Regions from separate parts of the Homo sapiens genome. Here region 2 is linked to region 1. The links are chromatin contacts, found by Hi-C or POLR2A ChIA-PET in ENCODE. All regions are on one chromosome and are shown on one strand. The core of a region is the stretch at or near the end of the contact, and the rest is flanking DNA. Distances in the headings are between cores, read along the strand shown. Region 1 overlaps LOC107985440 (a long non-coding RNA gene). Region 2 has its middle 36 kb from the start of MGME1.

What was found. A loop is a pair of places that touch in the nucleus more often than their neighbours do. ChIA-PET counts read pairs that join two places held with the same protein, here RNA polymerase II (POLR2A). Pooled maps may share reads with other maps.
Region 2: a loop to region 1 is called in a map with no recorded cell type, with 5 times the contacts of the local background. The contact joins two enhancer-like sites. A Hi-C loop is called at or near these places in 2 of 37 single-sample maps with no recorded cell type and 11 of 50 pooled maps. POLR2A ChIA-PET finds 5 or more read pairs at or near these places in 1 of 52 experiments (A549).

What each region holds. Positions count from the first base shown.
Region 1 is chr20:17,823,228-17,827,658 of GRCh38, reverse strand. The region is part of intron 2 of LOC107985440 (a long non-coding RNA gene); the gene reads left to right. Among named protein-coding and RNA genes, the nearest start is that of BANF2, 130 kb to the right of the region's middle. Within about 2 kb of position 2,263, at least 7 of the 41 ENCODE cell types and tissues checked have a DNase peak (open chromatin) inside an H3K27ac peak, as active enhancers do.
Region 2 is chr20:18,003,346-18,007,675 of GRCh38, reverse strand. No RefSeq gene overlaps it. Among named protein-coding and RNA genes, the nearest start is that of MGME1, 36 kb to the right of the region's middle. RefSeq lists enhancers at 1-269, 1,848-1,907, 1,956-2,517. Within about 2 kb of position 2,180, at least 5 of the 41 ENCODE cell types and tissues checked have a DNase peak (open chromatin) inside an H3K27ac peak, as active enhancers do.

The DNA of each region.
Region 1 (4,431 bases), core at 1,014-3,513:
TTTAGAGTTTCCTGCAACTTTCTATTTTTTTTCTATACATGAATGCCAATTATTTTTACACTTTTACCAAAGACAAAACCCTTTTCAAGGATTCTGTACGCATCCCCTGAGAGTACTGGTTCTAAACCTTGACTACATGTTAAAATCACCTAGGGAACTTTAAATACGCCAATGCCTGGGTCCCACCGCGAGGTGATTCAGATTTTAGTGCTTGGCAGTGTGGCCTGCCCAGGTGATTATAATGTGCAGATTGAGAGCCACTGCCCTAAAATGAGTATGCACTAGAGAGGTCGAATAAAAGATATGCTCTTACCAAGCACCCATATCCAGGAAGGCCATGTTCAGTTGTATGAGCTGCGTACTGCATACCTCCAGGGGACACCATTTGCATAGCCTATAACATAAAAGTGCCTCCCTGGAGTTATGCAATGTGGCAGCCTTGTAAGTATGGATATATAAATTACATATTCATAGATACATAATTTAAACATTGATTGCATCTGTTCACTATAATTCTCAGTGGGAGGGATGGAAATGATGTTCAGTAGGATATACAGAGTATTTTGGAAGACTTAGTTTATATTGTCTGGGATTTTAAAATTTGGTGAATCATTCTCCAAGAAGATGATTATAAATTTAAAAAAATAAATAAATAATAAAATCTGATGAAGGTTAAGATAACAATAAAAACACCGAAAGCCAAGGTGACCATGTCAATCTAGAACCATGGGTTGCACGGGACAGAGAAGACTGAGAGAGAGGATGCATCTGAGAGGGCTGGGACGTGTGCAGAAGCACAAGTTTGGATGGGAAGTCTCCAGCAGGCAGTCCGTGGAGGTGTGGCTGGTGGCAGAATTGTTGGAGCAATGGGAGCATCCTGTGGAGTATTTTCCCTCTGCCATGAAGCATTCCTGTTTCTGCCACTGCTATCATTCAGAGATTGAATCTAATTCCCTGCTCTTGGACCTGAGGTGACCTTTGACTTCTTTTAATGAGTAGAATGCAGTGCAAGTGATGCTATATAAGTATAATGGTTTCAGTCATTTTCAGCTTCTGCCTTTACTTCTTTAATGGCTCCTTCTTGGACCCTCACTGCCATTCTGTGAGGAAGCCCAGGCAGCCAAGTGGAGAGGCCCACACAGAGGAACCAAGGCTGCCAGTCAACAGCTCCGCAGATCCCCAGCCAGTAGCCCGGTGGAGCCATGTGAGTGAGGCAATTCTGTAACCTTCCAGCCATCCCAGGGTCCCAGCTAACACTAGGCAAAGCAAAGGAAACACCCGGTCAACCCACAGAATGGAGAGAAATGATACATTTTTGTCGTTTTGAGTCACCAAGTTTCAGAGTATTTTGTGACTCAGAAATAGGTGGCTGAAGCAGGGCCACTTCTGCTCTGCAGGTGGGCACAGGCCAGTCTGCTGGAAGGGTATGTGTGTTGAACTGGCTCTGAGGCCTTGTGAGGTTAGACGTGCTGGAAGATCCTAATAGGGAAAGGTTTCTTTACAAAAATTATACTTATCAAAGTTATATATATACACACACAGACACATATGTGTGTGCGTGTGTGTGTGTGTGTGTTATATAGTGGCAACAACTCAGTTACATCAGAAAGGCTTACAATGAAAAGCAATCGTGTCTCTCCTGCTGTACTTGCCCCTGTTCACTCCCAGTCCTACTCCCCCAAGACAGCATCTTTTGCCAGTTGCTGTTTATGGATTTTCTCCACACTCCAAATCACATACTTATACCTCCGTTCCTCAGTTACCATCTTTAGACAACAGCTATTCACTCCCCAATACCTAAGATGAGCATTTAGCTCACTACTCCCAATGTCTGAACTTTCATGACTATTTTTGACTCCTGCATGAGCATTTCCTCTTCTGACAGCAGTCGCTGATTCCCAGCTCTGTAAGATGAGGACATCAGTGCCCCTCCCTTTCTTTCTGCTTTTCTCTTCCCTTCTTCAATCACTCGTGTTTTGTGCCTCTGCTTCTACCACTTCATAGCACTGTGGTGTTTAATCTCGGGTGCCTGGGCTTCCTGGGAGAGCAGCCATGAATTCCTTAAAATTAAGTGTAAAATTGTGTGTGTGTATTTATGATCCATTTCCTGGGGAGAGTCCAGAGCTTTCATCAGACACTCCCAGAGGGGTCAAGCTCGGGTGCTGTATGGGACTCTGTACTGAGGTCTTCCGTCCGCCACCAGAGCCACCCTCATCCTTCTTCAGACTTCCGGCTGGGTGTGGCCAATGGGGGGCCCGGGCAGGAGTAGCAGGAAGGGGACGAGGAGAGTGAGGAAAGGCATTTGCTTATTCCTGTGGCTCCGTCTCTGCTGGGTCATCTCGGGCTGGTTGAGTCTCAGCTGAAGGACCTTACTCCGCCAACGGTTGCCTTTTCCACGTAGCTATCTCCTTTGGTAAAGGCTTAATTGTTCCTAGCCCCAGGTCACTGCATTTTTCTTGGTGGTCTTATACACCCTGCCCATACCTTTGTAAACAGTCCTTTTAATAAGTCATCTGGAATTCTCTTAATTTGATTGTGACATTTGTTTCCTGTTGGGACTCTGTAATGACCATGTTCCTCGGACACAAACTCTGAGACAGAGGTTATATGCAGGAAGTTTTCGGACAGTGCTCTTGGGCAGAGGGAGGAGTTGAACTGCGATGTTGTCACCATGAGGGCTGGAGCTGGCCCTGTGGGAGATCTGAAGCTGGGATAGTCTTTGGAGTTATTCCAGTCCAGGCAAGGGGGCCCAAATGACCAGACATTGGATGCCAGGAGGGGACATAAGCTTGGTCAAAGTGGGTCTCTTCAGGTGAGGGCAGTTCTCAGGAAGGGCCCCCTGGCAGCAGGGACAGCCTGGCCTCTAGGGCAAGGAGAGCCTGGGTCTCAAAGCGGGAGGGGTTGGGGGTTATGGGGAGGCCCCTGGAATGCACTGCAGACCCAACCTTGGTCTGGTCGCTAGGCCGGGCCTTTTGTTCGCTGCATCCTGACACCTAGCACAGTGTCCCACACAGTGTAGGAGCTCAGCCAATATTTGTTGAATGAATGACTGAATGGAGTAACAACAAGCTTCTTTAATTGATTAAAATTCATAAAACTCAGAGCGCTTATGTATCGCTGCTTTTTTCAATTTTTATTTTTTAACTTTTTGTTTTGAAATACTTTCACACTTAGAAAAAAACTTATAAAAATGAGACAAAAATCATCCAGGTTTCCCAACTTGTAACATTTGCCTCTCTCTCTTATATATGTGTGTATATACACGTATTCACATATATATACGCAAACTGTTATTAATTTCTGAAACACTTTAGAAAGTTGGAGACCTCCTGCCCCTTTATCGTTAAATATTTCAGCATCTATCTCCTAAACATGAAGACATCTTCTTACACACCTGCGGTGCAATTTATCAAATTCAAGAGATAGAACACTGACTCATAGCTACTATCTGATGTACAGTCCCTTATAGAAACTCCCTCCCCACGTCAAGGATTTGATCCCGGATTACACCCTGCCCTCCACTGTCTTGTCTCTTGGTCTTTTTCCTTTGTCCTTCATGGCCCTGGCATTTTAAAGGACCCATTGTTTCAGGAAATGCTCTCAAGTTCAGGTCTGTCTGTTTCCTTATGATCAGATGAAGGCTGTGCCATTGGCAGGAACCACTCTTCATCTCCAAACCTAGTGGGTTCAAAGTTCACTGCGTCTCTCTTCCCTGTACTCTCCTCAGGGAGGAGCCACTATACCCAGTTTCTATTCTTAGGTCCAAGGGTGAAATCACCTACTCAAGGTCGCACACTTAATGACTGAGCTAAGTCCAGGTACCCTTAGCTGCCGCTCAGCATCTTTTTCACCACACCTGGTAAAAGAAGGGACTTCCACAAACACTTCCCCTCTCCCTTGGCCTCTGGAGGAGGCACCCACTTCCTAACCCAGCCCTTCGTTGTGCTAACTGGGGTAATGGGCTACCTTGATTTTCAAAATAAAGCCTCTAGAGCTGCTCTCAGAAGGGAAACCTCTGGAAGAGGGCTTGTAGGAGGGGGAGGAGGGAGAAGGGGGAGTGAGACAGGACGCTGGCAGGGCGGAGAGTTTGAGGGTGAGAGGGAGGGCTGGGTGAGCCCCTGCCCTGTGGCGTGGGCTTTGGAGACAGAGACGGACAGAAGGACTCTGTAAGAAGTTTGCAGTGGGCAGCGTTGGGTTTGGCACATGGCTCCCGACCCCCAACTCTTTCCTCTCCTCCTATGTTTGCCTGCTCAAGAGACTTGAGAAAAAAAAAGGTTTTCAGGGCTTTGGGAGAGGTCTGTGTTTATTCAAAGGCCACTGTGTTTAGATGGGCCCCAGCATGGCCCAGTTATATCCTGGTTACATATGAATGGCGGTGATTTCATTTGGATCAAGGATAAGAGATATGTTTGTGTAATAAACACTTAGAGA
Region 2 (4,330 bases), core at 931-3,430, 180 kb before region 1:
CCACTGAGCCCATCCCCCCAGCCATCCCTGCCAGGACACCAAACATGTAAGTGAGGCATCCCGGCCGTTCCAGCCTGGCCAAGCGCCAGTGGACTGTAGCTGCAGAGAAAATCTGCATAGAACAAAAGTACTGCCGAGCTGAGCCCAGTTAGTCCACAGAATCATGAGAGATAAGCAAATGATTGTTGTTTCAAGTCACTTAGTCTTGAGGTGGCTTAGCATGCAGTGAGATGACTGGAACACCTTCCCTGGCCACCCAAACTCAAATACTCAAATTGCATTTTCTTTCCTTTGCTTTTCTTCTTCCCTTTTTTTTTTTTTTTTTTTTTTTTGACAGAGTCTGGCTCTGTCGCCCAGGCTGGAGTGCGATGGTGCAATCTTGGCTCACTGCAACCTCCGCCTCCCAGGTTCAAACCATTCTCCTGCCTCACTCTCCCAAGTAGTTGGGACTACAGGCGTCCGCCACCATGCCCAGCTAATTTTTATATTTTTTGGTAGAGACAGGGTTTTGCCATGTTGGCCAGGCTGGTCTTGAACTCCTGACCTCAGGTGATCCACCCGCCTTGGCCTCCCAAAGTGCTATGATTACAGGTGTGAGCCACTACACCTGGCCCCTGTGCTTTTCTTCACACTTAAAATCTCCTGACATTTGTACATATATTTGTTTACTGTCCAGCCCTCCCACAGGTCTGTAATCTCGAAGAGGTGGGGAATTTTGTTGAATTTGCTCACTGCTTTCTTCCTGGAGCTCAAGACAGTGCCTAGATCAACACAGGCACTCAATAAATATTTGTAGAAAGAATGTATAAGTATCCATGGCCAGGCGCGGTGGCTCACACCTGTAATCTTAGCACTTTTGGAGGCCAACGTGGGCAGATCATTTGAGCCCAGGAGTATGAGAACGGCCTGGGCAACATAGGGAGACCTTCTCTCTAAAATAAATTAAAAAAAAAATAGGCCCGGCACGGTGGGTCATGCCTGTAATCCTAGCACTTTGGGAGGCCGAGGTGAGTGGATCACTTGAGGTCAAACGTTCGAGACCAGCCTGGCCAACAAAATGAAACCCCATCTATACTAAATATACAAAAAAATTAGCCAGGCATGGTGGTGCACGCCTGTAATCCCGGCTGGTTGGGGAGGCTGAGACGGGAGAATCGCTTGAACTGGGGAGGCGGAGGTTGCAGTGAGCTGAGATCATCCCATTGCACTCCAGCCTGGGTGACAGAGCGAGACTTCATCTCAAAAAAAAAAAAAAAAAGAAAAGAAAAAAATTTAAATAATAAATAAATATCCAATCTTCTAAGATCCAAACAGTCCTGCTTTTAGAATGACCCCTTTACCCTGAGAAAACAAAACAGAACAAAACACTCAATCCCCAGCTTGCAGGGGCACACGCTGTTCTGCGAGGTACATCCTGCAACTGACCTCAGGCATGAAAATCCACACATTTTTCTTGAACTGCACCGTGGAAGATTGATTGGAAAACGAACTGAACATTTAAAAATAAACAATGACTTTAAACAAACTGAGTTCTATGTTTGGACAATCTCCTCTATTCTGGGAGGAAGGGGTGAAGAGCTCTCAGGGCAGAGGGCCCTGCTCTAGCTGCCCCTGAGTCCCAGGGCCCCCTCCCTGCAGCCTTCGCCACATACCAATTCCTCCGCAAGAGGCCTCCTGAGCTCTGGGAGTCCTGCCTTCTACGCAAAGGGGCAGATTTGTGTCACCACCACCGTCCACACAGTTGCTATTTCAGTTGTCCCCCCTGTTCTGTCAGCCTGACATTTCCCCAGCCGATTCCAAGCCCAGTGTACCATTTTAGCTGACGTGGGTGAGCGTTTCGTGGGGACAGCAGATGGATGGAATGACAAATAGCAGGATGGTGGGGACAGCTGAGAAGTGCTTTTTCCTGTGTCGGATCTGTTGGCTGTGCACGTGCCCCGACGTAGTCTAGACACACTGTGGGGGCAGCGCATGTGCCAGGGCCCAGCCGGCGCGCGGGCTTCCATTTCTTTCTTTGCTGCTAATCGTGCCCATTCACACAGCCAATCAGCCAACTAGCCAGTTGTCTTGGTTTGAGCTCCAGCAGAAGCAGACCCCAAGATAGTAGTTTCTTTGACCCAGAAAGCGTGAGATGGTAGAGGGGAAGTGAGACTGAAAGAGAAGGCAGAGTGGTTATGAGCAGTCACTGCTGTGGACAGCCAGGGCTCAGTGCTGCTGGGTCTGGCCAGGTGACTGTGCAGAACCTGCCCCAGGGTTGTCCCGTGCTGGGCTATTCATCCACTAACTGCTGGTTTTCATTGCTTAAGTGTTGCCCCAGGGTGTTAACTCCATGGAACTTTGGCCTGATCCGCACCCAGACAAAACCCGCAGGCAGAAATTCTCAGGTTCTTAGTAAGAAGCCATCATTTGGAACAGCGAGTGTGAGGGTATGGTCATTTGTAACACTGACCTGTGTGTCTGCCACATACCAGGCACTGAGTTAGACCAGGGGCAGAGGAAACATAAAATGGGAGGTTTAGGCCGGGCACGGTGGCTCATGCATGTAATCTCAGCACTTTGGAAGGCTGAGTTGGGTGGATCACTTGAGGTCAAAAGTTCGAGACCAGCCTAGGCAAAATTGCAAGACCCCTGTCTCTACAAAAACTGTTAAAATCAGCCAGGCATAGTAGCACATGCCTACAGTCCCAGCTACATAAGAGGCTGAGGTGGGAGGATCACTAGAGTCCAGGAGTTCGAGGCTGCAGTGAGCCATGTTGGCACCAGTGTTGCACTCCAGCCTGGGCAACAGAGCAAGTCACTGTCTCAAAAAAATAATAATAATTTGAAAGTTGGAGGCTTGCCCAGAGTCTAGTGGGGAGATGGATATACAAGCAGATGTGGTGAATACCTTGGCAGAGCCCTGTGTCAAATGCAACAGTAGACAGAACAACCACGGACCATTCCTGGGAAGCTTCGCAGCGCAGGGAACATGAGCTGGGTCTTGTGAGCAAGACTCGAGTTCAGGGTTACGTAAGTGTAGTTCACAGTTCACAGTCTCTCCACACATATGGTGGCTGCCTTCCATGATGGGACAGCTGGGACTCCCTGTCAGTTAGAAGTTCTTGGAATTCCTAACCAGGGAGCTGCTTCTTGAGCATTCAGCAAAGAAACCTACCAAAGGAAGGGGCAGAGGCCTCTCGATCAATTCCATGTCCTGGGGTGACACCTGAGCTGCCGTGCAGGGAGTGAGGGCTGCCTGGTTGTCCTGGTGACAAGCTGGAGGTCCTGGAACTGGAAAGCAGTTGGAGAGGCCACCAGTCCTCTCATCTCTAGGCCCTACCACTGGCTGGCTCCTTGATTTTAGAGGCCCCCATGGATGTGGGAGGGATGCCATCACACTGTCATTTGTTCCCCTGGTTAATGAGCTGGTTCTCCCTTCCTCACAGCTCACCTCCTCATGCCTAGCCTCAGGGAATAGCCTTACAATCTGCTCTATTTATTCAGCATTTTACAGACTATGAGGGCTTGTGACATGTAGGCTCACAATTGGTTCTTAAGGGACCCTGTGAGGCAGGCAAGCTGTCATTAACTGCATTTTTCTTGAGAATCCCCAGGCCTCCAAATGTCGACAGGTGAGTTCAAGGTTACACAGCTAGGAGGTGGAAAGTCCCTGAGCCACACCAGGTCTTTGCCCCATGTCCTATATGTGTCTCGAGCTTCATGAAGGGGAAAGTTGTTAAACGGGCGATTTTCTCCCTCTTGTTTCTGGTCTAGCCTCAGCATTTCCTAAACGACTTGAGACAATTTTATGTACTGTGCTGTGCTGCTCTAAATAACATTGGAGTACACCGCAAAAAAGTGTATCCATTTTCTATATTTCTGATTCTGTTTGGAAGAAAATCTCTGTAGATAACACAGCCTTTGTCACTGGCCTTTTGTTCGAATATCTTCCTTTTATAAAAGAGAGAGCAGCCCTCAGATTCTGCTTTTGGAAAGCAGAAGTGAGTTAGAATTACTAGCCCTGGTTTGTGGTTGTTTTTGAAACAGAGTCTCACTCTGTTGCCCAGGCTGGAATGCAGTGGTGCGATCTCAGCTCACTGCAACCTCCACCTCCTGGGTTTAAGCAATTCTTGTGCCTCAGCCTCCCGAGTAGCTGGGATTACAGGTATGTGCCACCATGCCCGACTAATTTTTGTATTTTTAGTAGAGACTATGTTGGCCAGGCTGGTCTCGAACTCCTGACCTCAAGTGATCCACCCACCTCGGCCTCCCAAAGTGCTGGGATTACAGGTGTGAGTCACCACATCCAGCTTTGTTTGTTTGTTTGTTTGTTTGTTTGTTTTTGAGATGG